2 separate regions of the Homo sapiens genome follow, and region 2 is linked to region 1. A link is a contact called in ENCODE Hi-C or POLR2A ChIA-PET data. All regions are on one chromosome and are shown on one strand. The core of a region is the stretch at or near the end of the contact, and the rest is flanking DNA. Distances in the headings are between cores, read along the strand shown.

Region 1 (7,255 bases), core at 2,545-5,044:
CTAGAGTGCAGTGGCTCAATCTCGGCTCACTGCAACATCCGCCTCCTGGCCTCAAGCAATTCTCCTGCCTCAGCCCCCTAAGTAACTGGGATTACAGGTGCACACCACCACACCTGGCTAATTTTTGTATTTTTAGGAGAGATGAGATTTCACCATGTTGGCCAGGCTGGTCTTGAACTCCTGACCTGAAGTGATCTGCCTGCCTGGGCCTCCCAAAGTGCTGAGATTACAGGTGTGAGCCATCGCGCCCAGCCCCATTTAGTTTTTAAAAAACAAACTGTTGCCTTCTTGCTGGCTGTCTTTCTGCCACCATCCTGGTCTCAAGTTCCCTGCACTAAATGCCTGGTGAAGCCACAGAAACCATTCTTGCTACAGAGCAGGAGTTGCCACAGCCCCAGGTGGAGACCGGGTCTGGAACAGAAGCTGACAGTGATAAATCAGTACCAGAGCTCGAGGAACAGGATTCCACAGAGATACCACACAAGCAGCCCAGCTGGCAGCAGCAGCTGAAATCAATGAGTGTCAATCAGTAAAGCAAAACAGAGTTAGAGTGAAAAGAAGGCACGTAAGGCTATGTCCAAACTCGGTCTTCCGTAGATAACAGGGGTTACTACAGTCACTACTGGAAATCTAAGAATATCTTCTTTGTCATCACAAAACCAGATGTCTACAAGAATCCTGCTTCGGATACCTATGTGTGTGTTTTTGGGGAAGCCAAGATCAAGGATTTATCTTAACAAGCATGGGTAGCACCTGCTAAGACACAGAGTGAGCTGTCTCAAACATTCAAGAAAACACACAGACTCCAACTATACAAGACGAGACTGGAGAGGAAAAGGTTGATGATACAGGTGTGGAAGTTAAGGACGTAGAATTGGTCATGTCACAAGCAAATGTATTGAGAGCAAAGGAAGTCCGAGCCTTGAAGAACAAGAGTAATCATATTGTAACTGCTATTACAGAATTAACAATGTGACCACCTGAAAATGACTGTTTTTGTGTGTTTCAAAAGAATAACTGCAACTTGGTTTGAAATTTGTACCTGTTTCTATCATAAATAAAATTATGGCTTCTTCTTGGAAAAATATTAGAATAAAATAAACATTCAAATTATGCAAAGTCCCACAGTCACTGCACTCCCAGCCCAGGCGATTATTAATGGCCAACCACTTGCCTTTTAAAGAATTTCTTGGCATTCTTCTGCTTCCACAATAAAGGAGACTAATCATCTTTTCTCTTATTTTCACCTCTGTCAGGTCTGGGATCTTCCTTTAATACTACCCTGGGCCAAGAGCAGTGGCTCACACCTGTAATCCCAGCATTTTGGGAAATAGAGGCAGTAGTATCACTTGAGCCCAGGACTTGGAGACCAGCCTGGATAACATAGTGAGACTCCTGTCTCTACAAAAACTACAAAAATTAGCCGAGTGTGGTGGCACAAGCCCATAGTTGAGGCTGCAGTGAGCGGCGGTGGCACCACTGTACTCCAGCCTGGGTGACAGAGTGAGATTCTGTCTCAAAATTAAAAAGAGAATAATCTGGTGTCCCTGAAATGTAAGTGACTGTCCTGAGAAATCCTGATGCCTTTTTTTATTTTTAAACTGCAGAGGTCCTTTGTGAATGAGAACTCTTGTTTTCTTTTCTTTTCTTTCTTTCTCTCTTTTTTTTTTTTTTTTTTTTTTTTTTGAGATGGAGTCTTGCCCTGTCACCATGGTGGAGTGCAGTGGTGTGATCTTGGCTCACTGCAACCTCCAACTCTCTGGTTCAAGCAATTCTCCTGCCTCAGCCTCCCGAGTAGCTGTGATTACAGGCATGTGCCACCACGCCCGGCTAATTTTTGTGTTTTTAGTAGAGACGGGGTTTCACTATGTTGGCCAGGATAGTTTCCATCTCCTGACCTCGTGATCTGCCCACCTTGGCCTCCCAAAGTGCTGGGATTATAGGTGTGAGCCACTGCGCCTGGACTGTTTTCTTGTTTAGCAGTTTGCTCATCTACATATACTTTCAGAGACAAACTGTTCTCAGTATTGAGGATTACAATAAACTCCTTTCTCTAATAAAAGAACACTGACTGAAAAAAAACCCAAACGTATCATTACAGTTATCAATACGTCAAATGTATGCTTGCCACGATTTTTCATATGACAAAGTAATTTTTCTTTTTTGGTAAAATAATTTAATTCTAATTTGGTCTTCACTATTGGGGTTGAATTTAAGTTCTTAACCATTCTGGTCCTTATATTTTCTTTTTTTTTGTTTTTACATCCCCATGAACACCAAGGAAGCTCTGTATATTTTCTGTGGCAACACCTGCAAACTTGTTTACCTCAGCAGTTTGCAAATGCCAACTCTAAACCATCAACTGGGTAACTCCAAACACACACACCACACACACACTCCTCTCTCGCTCGCTCTCTCTCTCTTTCTGGAGTCTAGCTTCCTTCTTTCCTCTCCTCCCTCTCCAAAGAGATTCTGATTTAGTTTTAAAACGCTCACCAGGTAATTCTGACCATCAGCCAGGTTTGGAAACTATTGAGATAATTCCTCACATCTGTGTCGGTCTATCTACCCATCCTGCTTTCCTTATTCCAGAAGAGATTTAAGGTGTTGACTTAATTAAATACAGTAATTTGGGAAACCATTTAAGAAAATAAAATATAAACAGTGGTTTCATCTTTATCTTCTTTCTCATAATTTTGTATTTTTTTAAGTTTTCTGATATATATTATTACAGTGATAATCTTTAAAAAGAATGAAACTTTATAGATATAAAATTGAGTTTGGGCAGGGTGTGGTGGCTCCCGCTTCTAATCCCAGCATTTTGAGAGGCCAAAGAAGGCGGATCACTTTAGCTCAGGAGCTCAAGACCAGCCTGTACAACATGGCAAAACCCCATCTCTACAAAAAATACAAAAATTAGTCAGGTGTGGTGGCGCACGCCTGCAGTCCCAGAGACTCGAGAGGCTAAGGTGGGAGGATTGCTTGAGCCCGGGAAGTGGAGGTTGCAGTGAACTGAGATCGCACCACTGCATTCCACCCTGGGTGAGAAGTGAGACCCTGTCTCACAAAAAAAAAAAAAAAAAAAAAAAAAAAAAAAGGCCAGTCACTTGTTAGAGTTGCTGGGCCTATGTATTATACTATTTTATCCTTGATGAGTTATTAATCAAGTATAGTAATTTGATTTTTACAACCCTGCGCTGACACAGAGGACCAGAGAGAAAACCTTTATGGCTGTGACGTTACAGGTTACTGGTAGGATGTAAGACCTCTAAAATTCTTTTTTTTTTGACAGAGTCTCGCTCTGTCGCCCAGGCTGGAGTGTAGTGGCGAGATCTCGGCGCACTGCAAGCTCCGCCTCCCGGGTTCACGCCATTCTCCTGCCTCAGCCTCCCGAGTAGCTGGGACTACAGGCGCCCGCCATCACGCCCGGCTAATTTTTTGTATTTTTGATACAGACGGGGTTTCACCGTGTTAGCCAGGATGGTCTCGATCTCCTGACCTCGTGATCCGCCCGCCTCGGCCTCCCAAAGTGCTGGGATTACAGGCGTGAGCCACTGCGCCCAGTCAAGACCTCTAAAGTTCTAACAGTTTTTGTTTCCTAGGGTCCTGCAACACCCCGCTGAGAAATAACCCTCGTTATACTTAGCAACGTTATCTAAAATATTAAAAGGTATTTCCTTACTCAATTGGAACTTGAAACTGGAAGCATAGTGGAATCACAGAGTGACTCTGAGCTGAAAGAATCATTCAAGATTCCTTGATCCAACCGGCAGCCCCACGCCCGCTGAGACATGATGAGTTTATGGTCAATCGATTGCTTCCCCCTAGTGGCAAACGGTGGTCATACCACTTTCATTTTTAGACATGTTTAACCTTAGAATCATAGTTTAGAAATTATTTTGCACCATGGATTGCTTTGATATGATTATTAAAACATATACGGTGTGATAGTATTATATAGTATCCATGGTAAAACTATTAGCTAATGCATTTAACAATCACAGCAACAATACCTAAGGCAGTCAAAGCTCATTACTTCTCTAGTTTCTTTCTGATTCACTTATGAAACAATTTATCCCTGATTTATAATATTCCTCCTAAGTCTTAAAGAAAATGCACATAGTTGTGTAGTTATAAATAAGCTCTGTTCAGAGCAGACCACATTATAAGCCAGTATGATTAAGATTCCAGAAATGGCAAATTGCCACCAAATAATTATAGCCTTTGGTAACAAACAGAACAAAACAAAAAAGAAAACAATGACACTTTTAACTACCAGATCCAGGATTTGATAAAATGATCATGCCCAGAACGAGCTTTGTCATTTTGTGGCAAATTGTTCTTAAAGCCTCAACTGAACTCAACAAAGCTTTAAAATCATCTTTTGATTTTAAAAGTGGCGTCCCAGAAAAGCTTATATATAATTATATATATATATATATTTTTTTTTTTTTAATGCTGCCTTATTCAGTTTTCAGGAAATTTTTACATGTATGGTATTATTATCATTTGCCCCTTCAACTACTCTCCTTGGTAGACAGGAAAGGTATTAGTATACCTTTTTTTTTTTGAGATGGAGTGCAGTCACACAATCTCGGCTCACTGCAACCTCCGCCTCCTGGGTTCACATGACTCTCCTGCCTCAGCTTCCCCACTAGCTGGGATTATAGGCATGCACCACCACCCCTGGCTAGTTTTTATATTTTTACTGGAGATGGGGTTTCCCCATGTTGACCAGGCTGGCCTCAAACTCCTGCCCTCAAGTGATCCACCCATCTCGGCCTCCCAAAGTGTTGGTATTACAAGCGTGAGCCACCACGCCCCGCCAATATACCTTTTTTACAGTTGAAGAAACTGAGGCTCAGAGATATCACAGAGCAATAGGGTCCCAGAAATGGGACAAAAATCATGGTTGTTTCACTCTTCTTGAAACGCTTCAGACTTTTACATCCAACTGTCTGCTACGCATTTTTACTGGGATGTCTCATCCACAGGCCCTGAGATCCACCTCATCCCTGGATCCCGTTACAGGTAGTGACACTGCCTTCTACTCAGTCGTCAAACAAGAGGTCTGGGAGACCTCCCCGATCCTTTCTTCTCTATCCTCTCTTGCAACTGATGTCTTGCTGATTTTCCTGACCCTCCTCCACTTCGTATTGTACCCTTGTATTAGAGTGCTAGGGCTGCCACAGACTGGGTGGCTTCAACAACAGAAATTTATTTTCTCATAATTTTGGAGCTAGAAGTCCAAGATCAAAATGTTAGAAAGGTTGGTTTCTTCTGAGGACTCTCTCCTTGGCTTGTAGATGGCTGTTGTGTCAGTCTATTTTACGTTGCTATTAAAGAATACCTGAGGCTGGGTAATTTATAAATAAAAGAGGTTTATTTTCGCTCACAATTCTGCAGACAGAATGCTGCAGAATCTTATACTATGCTTCTGTATAAGAAGCATAGTAGGACAGGGGTGGTGGCTCACACCTGTAATCCCAGCACTTTGGGAGGCCAAGATGGGTGGATCACTTGAGGTCCAGAATTCCAGACCAGCCTGGTCAATGTGGGGAAACTACATCTCTACTAAAAATACAAAAATTAGCTGAGTGTGGTGGCACACACCTGTGATCCCAGCTACTTGGGAGGCTGAGGCAGGAGAATCACTTGAACCTTGGAGGCAGAGGCTGCAGTTAGCTGAGATTGTGCCACTGCATTCCAGCCTGGGCAACAGCACCAGATTCCATCTCAAAAAAAAAAGAAAAAGAAAAAGAAAAAAAAAGCATAGTGCTTGCCTCTGCTTCTGGTGAGGCCTCAGAAAGCTTGTTTTTTGTTTGTTTGTTTGTTTGTTTATGTGAGACAGAGTCTTGCTCTGTCGCTAGGCTGGAGTGCAGTGGCGTGATCTCAGCTCACTGCAACCTCTGCCTCCCGGGTTCAAGCGATTCCCCTGCCTCAGCCTCCCGGGTAGCTGGGATTACAGGCATGCATCACTACACCTGGCTAATTTTTTGTATTTTAGTAAAGACAGGGTTTCACCATGTTAGCCAAGATGGTCTCGATCTCCTGATCTCGTGATCCTCCCACCTTGGCCTCCCAAAGTGCTGGGATTACAGGCTTGAGTCAACGCGCCCGACCTGGAAGTTTTTACTCGTGGTGGAAGGCAGAGTGGGAGCAGGCCTGTCACATGGTGAGAGAGAAAGCAAGGGGGGAGGAGGAGCTGCCAGGCTCTCTTAAACAACTAGCTCTCCTGTGAACTAATAGAGCGAGAATTCACTTGTTACCACGGGGATGGCCCAAGCTATTCTTGAGAGATCTACTCTCATGAGGGATCTGCCCTGTGGTAGCGAGCCTGTAATCCCAGCTGCTGGGGAGGCTGAGGCATGGGAATCTCTTGAACCCGGGAGGCGGAGCTTGCAGTGAGCCGAGAACACGCCACCGCACTCCAGCCTGGGCAACAGAGCGAGACTCCGTCTCACAAAATAAATAAAAGCCCTGTCTCCAAATATGTCACATTGTGAGGTACCCGGGGTCAAGACTTCAACATAAGTTGGGGGGGCGGTGCAGGGCATAACCCTGCCCATGACAGCCCTGGTTCATTTCTGAACTGGTTGAAGGCTGCCTCCCTCTGCCCTTGACGCCGCACCACCTTCCTGCCTGGATCCTCTGCTCCCATGTGCTGTCCACATGCTGCTCGAGGACTCCTTCTAATGCGCCACCTATCCTGCTTCTCAGCCCTCAGTGAAGCCCAGTTCCTTCACAGGACGCAGGAATCCTTCTCGAACCTGGCCCTACCTTTCTCGCCTGCCTGTGTTCCTTCCATACTTCTTGTCTTGCGCTTGTCCCAGTGGGTGCTGAACTGCTGTGACCTGGCTGTGCTGTTTCCTGCCTCGATACCTCTGCTTCTATTTATGCCCTCACCCTGAGTTTTTTGCCTTTGCCTGCCTACCCCTTATTCATTCTTCAAAATTGACAGTGAGAGGGAGACTTTTGTGGTTCCTTGAATTCCATCCCAGCTCTGGCTTCTGGACCAGAGAGACTTGCGTGCACGCACAGAACCCAGCGCAGGCAGACGGCATGTGGACAGATCACAGGTGAGCAGATCGCAGTAGGCATTACCTCGGGAACAGTCTGTTAAGGACATGCTGATCACTGCACCAAAGAACTGTCCCCGTACCCCAGGGGGTGTCAGCTGTCTAGGCCAGGTGGCCTGTAGGAGCCACCTCCCTTCATCAGGCAGGCAAAGCTACTGTCTGGTTTTATTATGTCT
Region 2 (6,685 bases), core at 2,208-4,707, 46 kb before region 1:
TCTAGATGAGCTGATCTGGCGCACTTGTTATTTCTGCTTAAAGGTACAGCCCAGGCTGGGCACAGTGGCTCACTTCTGTAATCTTGTAATCCCAGCACTTTGGGAGGCTGAGACAGGTGAATCACCTTGGTCAGGAGTTTGAGACCAGCCCGGCCAACATGGTTAAACCCCATCTCTACTAAAATATAAAAATTAGGCCAGGCACAGTGACTCATGCCTGTAACCCCAGCACTTTGGGAGGCTGAGGCGGGTGGATCACCTGAGTTCAGGAGTTCGAAACCAGCCTGGCTAACATGGCAAAAACCCCGTCTCTACTAAAAATACAAAAATTCGCCAGGACTGGTGGTGCGTACCTGTAACCCCAGCTACTTGGGAGGCTGAGGCAGGAGAATCACTTGAACTCAGGAGGCCAAGATCACGCCACTGCACTCCAGCCTGGATGACAGAGTGACACTCCGTCTCAAAAAAAAAGTACAGCTTGGAATGTTTTAAAACGACAAACCTAATATTCAAAACATTTTACAACTGCAGAACAATTCCTCTGGTGAAAGATCTTTGAATGCCAATGGACCAAGCCAAATTTTAGCAAAATAATGCCACAAGTATAGTGTGTGAAATCCATGCAACGAACAAGACTTCCTTCAAACAAAATCAAGGCAAGTGCGCGGTCTGACCTGTTAAGGTGGCGGCATTGAGGATGACCTTCGGGTTAAACGTGTGTGCGTAACAGAGCGCATCAGCCAGTATGAGCCTCCCCTCAGCATCAGTGTTATCAACCTGCAGAGGGTCAAAAACAGAAAGGGTGACAGCGCAAGTAAAGAATATGAAAACTAGACACTTGCAACAGTGTTCGACGGAAAAGTTGGAAAAAGCTACTGTGACGTGTGTCATTATCAAACCATTCATACTTCAATGAGAATAGGAACATATCTAATCTGGAGAGCAAATATGATTTAATAATCCCCCAGCACCTTGGGAGGTAGAGGTGGGCAGACAGCTTGAGCCCAGGAGCTCGACACCAGCCTAGGCAAGATGGTGAAACCCCATTTCTAATTAAAAATAAAAAAATAATAATATAATAATCACTGTACCAGAGCTGATGACCTAATGTTGATGACTTTGGAAGCCAAAATAAATAGAAAAATGTCTAGTCCATTTTACCCGTAACTTTGTAACAAGAAGGGGAAAAATGTAAAGATTTCCAAAAATGAGGTTAAAGAGCTTTAAGAAAGCTACAGCTACATGGCAGTCTCAATCCTAGAAATGAAAACTCTTGCAACTTCAGTAACACTTCCTAACTATATTCCTTTCTTTTAAATAGAGGTCCAGTCGTTTTCTGAGTGGCTTGTACACACCTGCATGCACGTGCCACCCAGAGGACCTGCTGCCACATCCCCTTCAGTGCAGGGCCCATGATGTAGGACAGTATGTTCTACCTCAACACCTACAATGGAAAAAAGTCACTCATAGCACAGGTATATCCAGAAGATAGCCCACAATTTTACTGCTTTGCCGCCCTCTGCAGGGCTGGCAGCAAATTCATGGAAACGTGTGTATACACATGTATAGCATACAGGAAATGGGAGGAACAATAAGTCTGGAAAAACATTCTTCAAAATCCCCCAAAAAAGATACTTCTGCCTTTGCAAGAAAAGCTACTCAGGGGCCGGGAATGGTGGCTCGCGCCTGTAATCCTAGCACTTTGGGAGAACAAGGTGGGCAGATCACTTGAGTCTAGGAGTTTGGGACCAGCCTGGGAAACATGGCAAAACCCTGTGTCTACAAAAAGCTAGCCAGGCATGGTGGCACGCACCTGTGGTCCCAGCTACTCAGGTCGCTAAGGTGTGAGGACCACCTGAGCCTGGGGAGGTCAAGGCTGCAGTGAGACATGATCACGCCACTGCACTACAGCCTGGGTGATGCAGCGAGACCCCATTTCAGGAAAGGGAAGGAAAAGAAAGGCTACCCAGCACTAAAGACAGCACCCTCCCCTAATATGGTTCTGGGGCTCTGCACGCATCCTAGCTGTGGTTATGTGGCCACCACGGGATTCCTGAGGAACGCTGGATGGGGAGTGCTGTGTCTCACATTTACAAACCTGGATGGTCTTCCCGTTTTTGGCTCTAACAACATCCCCCGGCTTGTTGGCCTTGCCGCTGGGCATATTTTCACAAAGAGGGGCCAGACCTATTGGAAATAATATATGAAGGCACACAGTATATACTGGGTCCAAACATGCCACCTATGGGACAAGAGGCCACCTGTGAGCCATGAGAAGCAAGACACAAAGGCCACCTTAACGAACTGATCAAATTTAACATCACCAATGACACAACTGACATGATGTGTCAGCAACAAGAAGTACACATCACCCATGTAGCATTCTTCCCAAAGAAGTCTAACTTGATTCTAATCAAGAAGAAGCAATTCAAATAAATACAAATTGCAGAATATCATGAAACAAGCCTAGACCCTTCAAAACTGCTAATGCCGTGGAAGAAAACAGGAATAGGGTCTAGAATCAAGAAATCTAAAGGGGCACCAACAGCAATGTGTGGTCCTTGATTAGTTTCTGGATTTAAAAGCTAAATATAGGCCAGGCGCGGTGGCTCATGCCTGTAATCCCAGCATTTTGAGAGGCCAAGGCGGGCAGATCACCTGAGGTCAGGAGTTCAAGACCAGCCTGATCAACATGGAGAAACCCCGTCTCTACTAAAAATACAAAATTAACCAGGCATGGTGGCGCATGCCTGTAATCCCAGCTACTCAAGAGGCTGAGGCAGAAGAATCACTTGAACCCGGGAGGTGGAGGTTGTGGTGAGCCAAGATCGCGCCATTGCACTCCAGCCTGGGCAACAAGAGCGAAACTCCATCTCAAAAAAAACCAAAAAACCAAAAAAACCTAAATATAAATAAATAAAATGGACATTTTTTACACAACTGGAAACTTGAATTAGGTTACTGAATTAATCCTCGGAAAAGATAATGGTTTTGTCATTACATAGAATGTCCTTTTTCTTAGAGGACGTGTCGTGATGTCTGCAACTGACTTTTAAATAGTTCAGGAAAAAAAAGGACTATGATAGTGAAGGAGGGGGGCATGTCTGAGACCTGGATTCCAATTCTACCTTCCTTGTGCAATGGACAAGAGTCAGGGCATTATTATTTAACCTAAGACTCTCTCCTCCTTCCCCGTCTCCTCTGAAATGAGTATGAGCAATGCTATTATACAAACTCCCAGTACTGTGCCTGGGAGTTTGTATCTTCCATTACTAAGAACTGCCACATAATGAGCACTTTTTCTGTTCTAGGCACTTTCTGTGTGTTGTGCCATTTCACCGGCCACAATCCTACGAAGCAATCAGTCAATGAGCCAGCAACGTCCTGCCACCCCAAGTACCCAGCAAGTTTCATAATGTCAACTACAAACTTGACATTATGTGCCCCTGACTGCTAGCCACTTTTTGCAGAAGTGAAACAAATCAATTCCAGTTACAGCCCACTGGTTGCAAGATACATTTAGCTCAATCAGCTCAGACAGTAAAACACTTATCTGGGCTAAATAGCTACTGCTTGATGACTATTTAAAAATCATTTCTTATCTTTTCAGATTAGGGGAAATCATATCTGTTGTCTCTCTTCTCCCACCTGGCTAGAATCCAGAAGCGTTATGAGATGTAATCCGTTACCCCACTTACCTATAATATTAATGGGCAAATTAAGCTTTGCAGCAGACACGATGGCTGAGCATATAGTTGCAGCTCCTCCCATGTCAGCCCTCATGAGGTCCATATTTGCAGAAGCCTTGATGGAGATACCACCACTATGGGGAAATGGACAACGTGCAATATTAAGAGCAAAGAAGATGGCCAAAATCACTTTATTTAAAAAGTACAGATGGGCACGGTGGCTCACGCCTGTAATCCCAGCACTTTGGGAGGCCGAGGTGGGCGGATCACGAGGTCAGGAGATCGAGACCATCCTGGCTAACACGGTGCAACCCATCTCTACTATAAATACAAAAAAATTAGCCGGGTGTGGTGGTGGGCGCCTGTAGTCCCAGCTGCCACCATGCCTGGCTAATTTTTTTGTGATTTTAGTAGAGATGGGGTTTCACCTTGTTAGCCAGGATGGTCTCGATCTCCTGACCTCGTGATCCGCCAGCCTCGGCCTCCCAAAGTGCTGGGATTACAGGCATTAGCCATCGCGCCCAGCCTTTAGCTCATTTTATTTCTACTTGAATGAAATTTAAACAGTGCCACTGGAAACATTACTATATCATAAAATCAAGACTGTGCAAATTCCATCTCTGTATTGTCTGATTAACTCCTGACACCCACATAGTCTATTCAGCAAATTTTATGAATTGATCAACTTATGGAACGTGAAGGTCATGAGCTGTTAAGAAAAGCTGATGAGCTCACAGAGATGACTGGAGGCATTTCTCTGAAACCGACAGGACAGAGGGCTAACATTTCCTTCCAACACTGCACAAGGTGTGCTATATCCTGCTGATGGCAAAATACAACCTAAATGAGGCACAGGCCCAATGGCTGAGAGACAGTACTTCAACATGAGAACTGAATAAGGCTGCAATTAGCAAGAAACCAAACTACCTGACCCCCAGAGGCTTCTAACTAGCTAGTGGTTTTTCTGCTTCCAGTCCGTAGGAGTCCAGAAGCAACATGCTTCACAGGCCAAGCACAGAGCCAGGGGCTTCGACTCTAAGTTCTAATTGAGATCTGCTGCTCATGTGCCCTGGTGGCTCACTGGAGAGAGGTCTGCCTGCTGCTCTGAAGTCTGCTTTCCTTCAAAATTAAATCCTAATTCTCACTTACCTCAGAAGCACTTGTTACTTAGATGGTTGGCATGTTCACCAAGAATTAAAGATGATCCCCTGGCTCAAAGAAGAAAAATAACATGGGTAAACCCCATGGACAAAGGGAACACGCTGTTGTATTTGAAGTTTTTCTTCTGTCCACCTGCCACATTTATCTGCAGGCCTCTTCTGGAAGTTCTGCTCTCTAATTCCTATGACTATGGTTCTAAGGTAGCCACCAGTTAAAGATCAGCAATCAGCTTTGGCTCACTTTTTCAATCTCTCTCAAATCCACCCACTTATTTTCTACTCAGCCGCCCTCATTGATGCTACTACCCTCTGTCATTTGGATGTTTGTCAGGTCTCCTTAACGGGTCTTTCTGTATCAGTCTCACCACTGTCATTTCATTAACCATAAAAACAGCACATTTTTACACACACACAAAATCTATCTCAATCAAAATCTCAGTAGGTTTTGTTGTGTGAAAAAACAAGCAGATTCACCGAGTGTGGTGGCTCACGCCTGTAATCCCAGCACTTAGGGAGGCTGAGGCAGGCAAATCACTTGAGCCCAGGAGTTCGAGACCAGCTTGGGCAACACGGCAAAACCCCATCTCTATAAAAAATACAAAAATTAGCTGGGCATAGTGGTTCGCATCTGTAGTCCCAGCTACTCGGGAGGTTGAGGTGAGAGGATCACCTGAGCCCAGGGAGGTCGAGGCTGCAGTGGGCCAAGATTGCACCACTGCACTCCAGCCTGGGCAACAGAGTGAGACACTGTCTCAAAAAAAAAAAAAAAAAAAACCCAAGCAGATTCTAAAATGTATATGAAGATGCAAAGGATGTAGCCAAAGTCATTCTGAAAAAGAAGAGCAAAGCTGGAGGACTCATGTGACTAGATTTCAAGCCTACTCAAAGCTGCAGTAATCAAGATATTTGGTCTTCAGGCACTGGTGAAAGGATACAGAGCCCAGAGGCAGACCTACAATTATATGGACAACTGATTTCCACCCGAGGTGCCAAGGTAGTCTAGTGGGGAAAGGACAGTCTTTTCAACAAACAGTGCAGAAGTAAATGAACAGCCACATAGGAAAAAAAAAAGACAAAAACAAACCAGGTCTTTTCACACCATACACAAAGATTCAAAGTGAAGCATAGCGTCAAAATCTAAAACTCACTTAAAATGAAATATATTTTTAAAAAACCTTACAATTCTGTAAAGCCAACACTCCTATAAAAAGGGGCAAAAGATTTGAATACCTTACTACAGAAGATATACCAATGTCCAATAAGCACATTAAAAAATGCCCAGCTTTGGCTGGGTGTGATGGCTCATGCCTGTATCCCAGCACTCTGGGAGGCTGGGGCAGGCAGATCACTTGAGATCAGGAGTTTGAGACCAGCCTGGCCAACATGGTGAAAACCCGTCTCTACTAAAGATGCAAAAATTAGCCAGGCATGGTGGTGTGTGCCTATAGTCCCGGCTACTCGGGAGGCTGAGGCAGGAGAATTGCTTGAACCCAGAAGGCGGAGGTGCAGTGAGCCGAGGTGCACTCCAGCCTGGGTGACAGAGCGAGACTCCGTCTCAAAAAATAAAAAATGACCGACTTCATTAGTCACTAGAGAAATGCAAATTAAACCACAAAGAGAGATCACTGTATACTCACTGGTACAGCTAGAATTATAAAGACTGACAATATCAAATACTGAGGAAGGTGTAGAACAATTAGAATCTTTGTACATTGATGGTAGAAGTGAAAATGTACCCGCTTTGGAAAAGTTTGGTAGTTTCTTAAAAGTTAAACACTCAGTTATTATACAACACAGTGGCTGTTTTCCTAGGTATTTACGCAAGAGTAAGGAAAA

The links. Hi-C counts contacts between places; a loop is a spot of excess contacts on that map. ChIA-PET counts read pairs that join two places held with the same protein, here RNA polymerase II (POLR2A). Pooled maps may share reads with other maps.
Region 2: a loop to region 1 is called in a map of HepG2, with 11 times the contacts of the local background. The contact joins two enhancer-like sites. A Hi-C loop is called at or near these places in 5 of 168 maps with a recorded cell type or tissue (Caco-2, HepG2, OCI-LY7 and 2 more), 5 of 37 single-sample maps with no recorded cell type and 6 of 50 pooled maps. POLR2A ChIA-PET finds 5 or more read pairs at or near these places in 6 of 52 experiments (A549, H1, HepG2 and 3 more).

Annotation. Positions count from the first base shown.
Region 1 is chr4:17,545,835-17,553,089 of GRCh38, reverse strand. It overlaps the pseudogene NACAP5. Among named protein-coding and RNA genes, the nearest start is that of LAP3, 28 kb to the left of the region's middle. RefSeq lists an enhancer at 3,427-3,546. Within about 2 kb of position 3,794, at least 7 of the 41 ENCODE cell types and tissues checked have a DNase peak (open chromatin) inside an H3K27ac peak, as active enhancers do.
Region 2 is chr4:17,592,548-17,599,232 of GRCh38, reverse strand. LAP3 (leucine aminopeptidase 3) reads right to left here. Exons shown (of 13, transcript NM_015907.3): 8 at 3,699-3,823; 9 at 2,099-2,187; 10 at 675-777. All of the region lies in intron 2 of MED28-DT (MED28 divergent transcript), which reads left to right. Among named protein-coding and RNA genes, the nearest start is that of MED28-DT, 19 kb to the left of the region's middle. Within about 2 kb of position 3,457, at least 3 of the 41 ENCODE cell types and tissues checked have a DNase peak (open chromatin) inside an H3K27ac peak, as active enhancers do.